Linked DNA regions of Homo sapiens: region 1 is linked to region 2. A link is a loop called in an ENCODE intact Hi-C map of the cell type or tissue named here. Cell type or tissue: psoas muscle. All regions are shown on one strand.

Region 1 (5,000 bases), 1.3 Mb after region 2:
TCTTGCTCTGTCGCACAGGCTGGGGTGCAGAGGTGCGACCTTAGCCTACTGCAACCTTGAATTCCTGGGCTCAAGCAATCCTCTTGCCTCAGCCTCCTGAGTAGTTAGGACTACAGGTGTGTACCACCACACTTGGGTAATTTTTTTCTTTTTCTTTTTCCTTTTTCCTTTTTTTTTTTTTAAGAGTTAGGGTTCACTGTTTTGTCCAGGCTGGTCTAGGAACTCCTGGGCTCAAGCAGTCCTCCTGTCTTGGCCTCCCAAAGCGTCAGAATTACAGGTGTTGAGCCACTGCATCTGACCAAAATGTTAAAGACATAAACAAGGCTTATTTATCTTACTTAGGTCATAAATGTAGATCAGAAGACAAAAGTAGATTTTCCTTGTCAAAGTATGCAGCAGTTTCAGAACTTTGGCTTCCTTGTTTAGTGCTTTTAGAACCAAGACTAACCAAGCACCATTATTTAGGATATTAACACACATTTTCTGTATCTGAATTTCTTCTTCTAACATCATAATAATGATTTTTAGAAGGCAAAGAGAATACAAGGTGATCTTCATGCTTATATCGTATTAAAACACAATTCAAGGGAATTCTAGTTTTCCCTCCCCTCAACTTAGGGATTTCATGTATACCCTTATATCCACAACTTCCAGTCACCTGCTTGGTGTTTTCTAAGTCCAGGAATATTCAAGTTGGATTTAGAATTGGAGTGATAGTAGATCCAATCACAGATCCCAACTGTTCTTTGATTTTTATCTTTTGGATTCCTAATTTTTCTTGATTATTCACTCACAAGTTGACTGAGTTCAGCACTTGACCATGATTGTAGTGCTTCCCAGGTGGCCTCCTCTTCTCACTGGGGAGGCAGTGTGAAAGGTAAAAAAAAAAAAGCTACTGAATTCTCTTCTGGCGGCGTGGGTCATATCCACTGTTTGTGATTTAAAAGTGCTTCATGTGGAAGGCAAGGCAGTCTGACCTGGAAAATGCAGGGTTGTACTTCTGGCATTGGAACGGGCTGTTCCCTGTGTGTTGGCAATAGTGCCTGGTCAGTTCATCTGAGAGGACAGATTTCCACTCACGGCCATCTCAGGCCCAGTGGTAAGGTTTCTCATCTGTGTAGGTTTGCGGTGTTTCTTGAGGCGAGAGCTGTCTGTGTAGGTTTTGCCGCTGCCTATGTAATCCCAAGTGTGGGTAGTGATCTTTTTTGGCTTGTGCTCCTCCAAGATGCAGGAACAGGGTGCCACGAGCTCTTGGTAACGGAGCAGCGAGACCTGCAGCTACATCTGGTCGGGCAGGAAGAGTGGGAAGTTGGGCTGGGTGGCACAGAAGCCCAGGGGAGCAGCAGCACAGGGTGACAGTCCCTGCTGCTCAGCAGTTCCTTGGGACCCAGGGTCGGAATAGTCTTGGTAAAGGAGCTGCTATCCGGGGGGAAGTCGCCTTTGGGCATTGCTGAAAGCGGGGCCTGTGCCCAGGTGGGCCTCTATGGGCCAGACGTTGGAGGCCTGCGGCTGTAGGGTGCCCCCACTGCTGAGTGGGTGCCGGCACGGCTGCCTTTGCTCACACTGAAGACCAAAGAGCTGCCGAACTCGTTCCCAGGGGCACTCCTTGACGCTGTCCACATGGAACTTGCCTGCCAGCCTGCCGGCTGCGGTGGAACTTACACGGGTTAAGTTCTGGGCGCGGGAGCCCTGCCGTCCAGTCGCCCAGGGGTCTCACGCTGTTGAAGTCCTCCAGGTTGAAGGGAGCTGTGGGCGGGGCCCACACTCCCGGCTGTAGAGGAGGCCTCCGCCGGTGTTGCCCGGTCCAACGCCCCGATGCCCCTGGCCTGCATGGCTAGTCAAAGCGGCCGGTGGCCGGTGCGCTGGTGGGGAGGACGATCGGCTGACGCCAGCGAGGACACGGTGGCGGCCACTGACTCCTGCCGGAGCAGCGAATTGGAAGGGATGAAGTCCTGGTCCATGAGGTCATGGGACTCCTCCCATGGAATGTGGCATTGCTACCACTGAAAGCTACGCCAACTCAGCCGCTCTCCCAAGTCTGTCACCAGGTCATAGGGTGGCTGGGAAGCACCAGGGGAAGTCGCTTTATGTGGAGAGCACCTTCAACTGCCGGACGGTGTCTTCTGCTTCCCGTTGGGTGGAATGCAACATGGAGAGAGACTGGAACAGTGGGTCACTGACAGCCATGTCAGACTTGCTAGGTGGCTGCCTCATTAATGTGGGGCCCTGAAGGCCCTCAGGAGCCCGAAGCAGCAGGGGTATCTCAAAGCCAATGAAGAGGGGATAGAAAGATTAGAAATGAAGCCTCCAGCCTGGGCAATGTGGTGAGACCCCATCTCTACAGAAAACAAACAAAACAATAAGCAAAACAAAAAAAACAAACAAAACCAAAAACTTTGGTTGGTGAGGTGGGACCTGTAGTCCCAGCTACTTGAGGAGGCTGAGGCAGGAGGATCACTTGAGCCTAGGAGTTCCAGGTTACAGTGAGCCGTGATCATGCTTCTGCATTCTAGCCTGGGTCTTCCAGCCTGTCTCTAAAAAGAAGAAGAAGGAGAAGGGGAAGGGGAAGGGGAAGGCCAAAACCAAAAAACCCCAAATTTCCAGAGATCCTTCTTTGGATCCTTCTTTGGATCAAATATTAGTTGGAGACAGCTTTAAAAAAAAGTTTTATATACAAAAGTTTTTAGAAAACTAAACTCTTATAGAAATAGACAATCAGCAGGGTAAGTAGGTCAAGTGGCCAGCCTGTACTCTCTTTGACTCATCAGTTCCCTCATGCTATGGGCACAGGGACAGTGGGCAGGTAGCTGGTCAGGTGACTGGCAGTGGTGGGTGTAGCTGAGGGCTTGCGGGTGGTGCAGTGCATGCTGGTGGATGGAGGAGGGGTGAGAAGAGCATTTGACCATTCTTGGTGCTGCGACTGCCTGCCACTACCTATCACTGCCTTTGTTCCCCAGAGGCCAGCAGCTGTGCTTGCCTTGTCAGTCTGGGGAACTCAGAGTCTTTATTTCTTTTGTTGCTGTTATATAGTTTTCAGCATACAAGTACAGTACATGTTTTGTTAGAATTGTTTGTAAATATGTTGTTTTTTTGGAGCAATTGTAAATGGTGTATCATATTTTAAATTTTAGTTTCTGTGTTGATTATTAGTATATAGAAATACCATTGGGGTGTGTGTGTGTGTGTGTGTGTGTGTGTTTGTGTGTGTGTGTGTGTTTGTGTGTGTATGTTTATCTGGTATCTTCCAGCATTGCTGAATTTATTTAGGAGGTTTTTTTTTCCCTTGTCATTTCCTTGGAATTTATTTTCTGTGTAGCTGGTCATGTTGTCTACAAATAGTAACAGTTTGATTTCTTCATTTTTGATATGTACGCCTTTTATTTCCTTCTGCCTTATTGCACTGGCTAGAATTTCTAGCACCATGTTAAGTAAAATGGGTGGGAGGGAACATCCTTGCCTTGTTCCCTATCTTAGGGGGAAAGCATCCCCCTAAGTATGTTAGCTATATGTTTTATGTAGATTTTAAAAAGTCAAGTTGAGAAAGTAATCTTTTATAACAGTTTTTCTAAGTGTCTTTTTAAACAATGAATGAGTGTTGTATTTTGTCCAATGCTTTTTCTGCACCAGTTGATGTGACCATGTGATTTTTCTTCTTCAGCCTATAAATATGGTGTATTGCCTTGATTGATATTTAAATATTGAACCAGCCTTGCATTCCTGGAATAGATTCTACTTGATCTACACACACACACACACACACACACACACACACACACACACACACACATATACTTACATATATATTGCTGAATTTTATTTGCTAATGTTTTGTTAAGGACTTTTGTTTGTATGTTCGTGAGCAATATTGCTCTGTAGTTTTTTTTTTGTGCTGCTTTGGTCTGGTTTTGGTATCAGGGTAGCGCTAGTTTAAATTAAATCAATTGGAAAGTTTCCTGTTTTCTGAAAGAGATTGTGTAGAATTGTTTTTAATTCTTTAAATGTTTGGCAGAATTTCATATGGGCCAAGAGATTTCTTTTTTGGGAGTTTTTAGATTATGCATTTCATTTCCTGAATGTTTATAGGGCTATTCAAGTGATGTATTTTGTATGTGTAAGTTGTGGTAGTTTGTGTTTTTTGAAGAAGTGGTCCGTTTCATCTAACTTGTTGAATTAATATGTGTAGAGTTTACAGTGTTTCCTTATTATCCTTTTGATGTCTGCAGGATCTGTAGTGATATCTCCTGTTTTATTCCCGATGTTGCTAATTGTGTTTGTCTGTGGGGGCGTGGGGGTGTCTTGTCTGTGTCCTCACCTTTTAGTTCAGTCTTGCTGGACGTTGTCAATTTTATTGATCTCTTTAAAGACCCGGTTCTGTGTTTCTCTGATTTTTCTATCTTGCTTTTCAGTTTTCAATTTATTTCTGTTCTTTATTATTTCCTTCCTTCACTTGCTTTGAGTTTATTTTGCTCTTTTTCTAAGTGTTTGAGGTGGAGCATAGATTATTGGGAACTTTTTCTGTTTCCTAGTGTATGTATTTAAAGCAATTACATTTTTGTCTCAACATTGCCTTAGTTGTATCCCATAAATTTTGGTATATTTCATTTTAGTTTTCATTTAGGTCAACGTAATTTTTATTTTCTTTGAAACTCCTATCCTTTGACCTATGGTTATTTTTATTTTTATTTTTTTGAGACAGAGTTTCACTCTTGTTGTCCAGGCTGGAGTGCAATGGCATGATCTCAGCTCACCACAACCTTCGCCTCCCGGGTTCAAGTGATTCTCCTGCCTCAGCCTCCTGAGTAGCTGGGATTACAGGCATGCACAAACACACCTGGCTAATTTTGTATTTTTCGTAGAGACAGGGTTTCTCCGTGTTGGTCAGGTTGGCCTCAAACTCCTGACCTCAGGTGATCCGCCTGCCTGAGCCTCCCAAAATGCTGGGATTACAGGCGTGAGCCCCCGCGCCTGGCAGCTATGGGTCATTTATAAGTCTGTTGTTT
Region 2 (5,000 bases):
AAAATATTAAAATAAATCTCTTTCCAAGTTCCAAGATAAAAGAATCCCACCTTACTTCCAAGACATATGGCACTCAAATCTTTGCTGAAATATAAACCCACAACTACTATACAGCTCTACTCATTCAATATTATTTAAAAGGTTTTACAATTCAAAACTTGGCAGACTTCTAAAAATAAGGAGATCAAATGTTGATCCAACAGCACAATATTTTAACCTCCTATAATTGGAATGAATTACAATTTTTGTCTTTAACTACAATTTAATTCAATTTCAGCATTCATGGCCTTTATTAACTGAAAGTAGCCTCTAAAAATCATCATACAATGTGAGACACTATTAAAAATTGCTCACAAAACTACACGAAGGTCATTCAAAGAACTTCATCAGACAGTTCCCCTAATCTTTCTTTGCCTCAAGAAAATAGCACTAAGGTGGAAATACTAAATGTTCCTAATGATCCTCCAAGAGATGGATAATGCAAAAATCAGTGCACAAAAACAGTATTGATTGTTCTACAACACCAAGCAAAATGTAAATTAAAATGACTTTCTAAATATCTACATACACATACACAAAACACATTAAGTTAAACTCCATTTTTCTTAATATATCTACTACACTCTAATTGAAAAGTAATTTTTTTAACCAAGTTGTGTTTTGTTTTGTTTTGTTTTGTTTTGCTTTGTTTTTTTGAGACAGGGTTTCCCTCTGTTGCCCAGGCTCCGGGTTGTCTACAGCCTCCAGCCTCCACCTCGAGGGCTGAAGCAATACACCCACCTCAGTCCTGAGGGGGTGGTACTACAGGCAGGCACCACTGCACCCGGCTAATTTTTTAATTTTTTGTAGAAACAGGGTCTCACTATGTTGCCCACACTAGTCTTGAACTCCTGGGCTCAAGGGATTCTCCCATCTCAGCCTCCCAATGTGCTGGGATTACAAGTGTGAGCTAAACAAAGTATTTTAAAATGCTCCTAAGACACATGCAATATAATCATTTTATGAAACAAAGAATCTAAATTTATGGGTTTCCGTGTTATGTACTGATTTTTCAAGTTGGGTTTTCACCATGGCACGTAAAATACATATTGTGCTTTTAAAGTTGTAAAGGTGATTTTCAGATTACTCATATAATAGCTTTTCATGTTTTTTATTAATGACCCTTAAACTGACACGTCATCAAAATTCATCTCTGAGACTGTCATTAGATATAATCAGATGCCAATCAGCAAATGCCTGATGTGACAGATTTTACTCTTTGGTTATTTAAAATAGCATAAATAGTATCAGGGGAAAACCTAAATTCTAATGCAAAAACATATATCCACAAAACCATTTATCCAAAGCAAAACATAAAGAGGTAGATTTAAGGCATCACTACTGTTACCTTGCTTATGAACTAGATTTTCTCACCAGTCTTTTTAATTCCTTTCTAAAATTTGTGCATGACTAAATCAAAATTCAGGTTCCTTAAAAAAGAAAGATATTATTTTCCATCTACTAATATACTAATGGATAGATATATACAGATATATTGATTCTTTGGAAAAAAGGAATCACTAACAAAATTAAACAGAATGCCCGTCTTCACAAAAATAGATGTATTCTGCACAATATTACAGTAGGTAAGGAAAGAAATCTGGAAGAAATACTGGATCACCTGAGTCTTCTGTCTCCCACCTCCCTACGCCCCGTAAGTCCCACCTCAAGCCCCCACACCCGCCTAAACTTAATGGTCCAGGAAAATTAACTGGGGAAAATATGTAATGCACTGATGTCTAACAATAGAAACAGGATATGATTCCTAAATGTATCTGCTTTTCCTGCCCTTCTACAGCAACCTCCCCCATTCCTCCACAACTAAAACATGGAGGAAACTTAACTGACAAGCAAAGAATCTCTAAAATGGTTTTGAACATTAAAGTAAACTATGCTGACTGAGACTGAAGGGGATGAGATATATTTTAAAGATGAAAGTTATACTGAAATACACAAATGCTATTAGGCATGCAAATCTGAATGTAGTCCAGAAACTTGAAAATGTCTAAGTTAATCAGTAAAAAACAAAGCATTCAAAAATAAATTTTTTAAATCAATAATTACAATCTAAGCTTTAATATACTCCCCTATTAGGCTGGTAAAAGAGTTGAGTTACAGCAGAATATATGACTTATCCTGAATAAATGCAAAAATGCTTCCTCTTTTAGCCTGCTATGTTCTAAAATCTTGAGAAGTCTACTAACCAAAGTAGTATTAAAGTAAAAAAAAAAATTTTTTTTTTTGAGATGGAGTCTTGCTCTGTTGCCCAGACTGGAGCGCACTGGCGTGATCTCGGCTCACTGCAAGCTCCACCTCCTGTATTCACACCATTCTCTCACCTCAGCCTCCCGAGTAGCTAGGACTACAGGCGCCCGCCACCACGCCCAGCTAATTTTTTGTATTTTTAGTAGAGACGGGGTTTCATCGTGTTAGCCAGGATGGTCTAGATCTCCTGACCTCGTGATCCACCCGCCTCAGCCTCCCAAAGTGCTGGGATTACAGGCATGAGCCACCGCACCCAGCCTAAACTAAAAATTTTTTAAAATTTAAGAAAATGTATACTTCTTAAACAAAAGACTATTTTTCTGCTACCAAAGCTGAATTAAAAGAATGCTTATCCAAGTATAAACAATATTAAGAAAAAGAAAAGCAGTAACTATTACCGATGGAAAAATATGAGACTAGTGTGGAGGATAGCAATGCTTTCCAGACCAGGGACCCCAAAGTAGTCCAAAGGCTCTCGGAGCTTGTCTAGACCTTGACGGGATTTTTAGCTCTTCTTAAAAACCAGTTGAATAGCTTCAATAATTGGGGAAGAAATGTCTTAAAAATGAGATCAACAGAAACCTAAATTAATTTTTATTCTGATCAGAGAGCACACATGCACTAGCTCGCTTTCGCACTCTCTCTCTCTCTCTCTCTCTGTTAAATTGCCTATCCACATACTCGGGAAATTATGTCCTGTTTTAAATATCTCATTGGTGAGCAACAGACAGGAGGAGCCCCAAATGTCAGACACTTGTCTGGCACACACACATAGAGAAGCTGGCTCCGGCAGGAGCTCAAGCTGTGAGACTCAGCTAATTCCTATGTGGGTGAGAAAATGAGGGCACTTGGCCACCACTCTCTACAGAAGCCATTGAAATGGTGGAACCTTCTGAGACTTTGCTATAGGTATGGCCATTATGCTAGCACCAGGCTGTGGGTTTTCTTTCTTTCTTGTTCTTACCAGAAGAAACAATAAGCAAACAACTTGCTAGCCTTTGAGAACATGAGTAAGGGAAATGCCAATTCCTGGCTCCATGTTATTGGCATGTTTCCTTCCCTTTCCCAGTGTCAATCTTGCTACAGAATCATAGATTGGAAAGGGCTTTAGAAATCCCATAGCCCTATTGTTTCATGTTACAGATGGAGAAACTGAGACCTATAGGGTATAAGTGACCAGGCTAAGGTTTTACAGTTAGAAATAGAGTGAGAACCTTTATTTTCTCTTTAACCTCCTTTGGCTAGCATTTTTGAAGTCCTTTATATCTTGGCCTGGTCACTCGCTGTCCTTTCTCCTTTTATCATCTTTCACTGTATCTGTCTCCTCTTACCAACTAACACACTATTATTTTGAGGACAGCTGTCTCACTCTATTAGTTTTCCTAAGCTCAACTCCTATTACCCAATACCTCATTTTTGCCTAAACAGGAATTACCAAGAACCTTCAGAAATCTTGACCAAGCACTCTAAAGCAAAGGCAAGCAGTACTAGCTGGGTATTACTGCTTCTAATAAAAGTGAGAAAGGAGAATCCAGGAATTAAAAGTCAACAACAGCAGGCATCTGTGATTGTGCAAACACAGTGTTTATGGACTACAGATTTAACCCTAAGGTACTTAGCCAGAGGCCAGTACATAGCCAGGACTAAGAAGGGAGCCTTCTGAATCAAAACCACACTCAAATTACATAGTTAGTGGAACAAGGTTATAAATTTGTCCAAGAGGACAGTCAGATGAGTAGAAATTGTAAGATAATAATAGACTATCGGAAATGGTAAGAATAACCATACAGTCACGCACCACATAACATTTCTGTCAACAACAAACCACATCCCATAACAAAATGGAGCTCAAAAATTCCTATAGCCCAGTGACATCATAACCAACTAAACATCTTGACACAATGCATTACCTTTTCTACGTTTAGATATGTTCAGATACACAAATACTTATCTCTGAGTTACAAGTGCCTACAGTATTCAGTCCAATAACATGCTACGCAGGTTTATAGACGAGAACAATATGCTATACTATATAGCATAGGCGTGTAGCAGGCTATACCATCTAGGTGTGTGTTGGGTACACTCTATGATGTTCACACAATGATGAAATCACCTAACTACGTAATTCTCAGAACATATCCATATCATTAAGTAATGTATGACTGCATAACCTGACCATCCAAATCACATTTCCTAAACTTTTCCCAAAAGTTCCTTTTAAATCTGTGTCAAATTCACTGGCGAAAGGAAGCAGAGGAGGTGGCTAAGCTGAGAGTCAGTCTAATTGATATGTTGGGGCTAATTATCTACAAAAATAACGCAAAGGGGGTCATATAACTAAACACTTAACGGGAGTGGGGAGAATGGTGAAATGAGTGACACAGACAAACATCTGTACAATATACAATGCTTTGGCAAAAAAGAAAAGACATATAGTATCAGGTAAATTCTCAACTGAAATATATAAGTCAAATTTCCAGTTTGAGAAAGATTAGGACTGTTTATAGATCACTCTAAAATGAGAAAAGTATTTCATTCTGATGAAAATGTTCAGGAAAAATATAGAAATAAAGGAAATTACTGAATAGCAACTTTAATAATTAAGCAGCCAACTTGAAAATGTTACTTAAACATCTTTAATATCTAATGAAAGGAAGCCACAGGTGATATATTTCCTCTATGATTTCATATTATAT

The links. Peaks named below come from ENCODE experiments on the same cell type or tissue, not always from the same donor. Only the 100,000 strongest peaks of a DNase experiment are listed, where the experiment ranks them.
Region 1: it touches region 2 in a loop (6-fold over the local background); 9 of 110 quality-filtered maps call a loop at or near these places.

The regions. Positions count from the first base shown.
Region 1 is chr9:4,802,848-4,807,847 of GRCh38, forward strand. The region is part of intron 1 of RCL1 (RNA terminal phosphate cyclase like 1); the gene reads left to right. It also overlaps the pseudogene KLF4P1. Among named protein-coding and RNA genes, the nearest start is that of RCL1, 12 kb to the left of the region's middle. RefSeq lists enhancers at 1,210-1,711, 1,712-2,211. In psoas muscle, no CTCF peak of the experiment used is centred here; DNase peaks (open chromatin) are centred at 1,054, 1,594, 1,984 and 2,844; H3K4me3 peaks cover 2,325 bases; H3K27ac peaks cover 3,561 bases.
Region 2 is chr9:3,513,785-3,518,784 of GRCh38, forward strand. All of the region lies in intron 1 of RFX3 (regulatory factor X3), which reads right to left. Among named protein-coding and RNA genes, the nearest start is that of RFX3, 9.7 kb to the right of the region's middle. In psoas muscle, no CTCF peak of the experiment used is centred here; a DNase peak (open chromatin) is centred at 3,077; H3K4me3 peaks cover 2,376 bases; H3K27ac peaks cover 5,000 bases.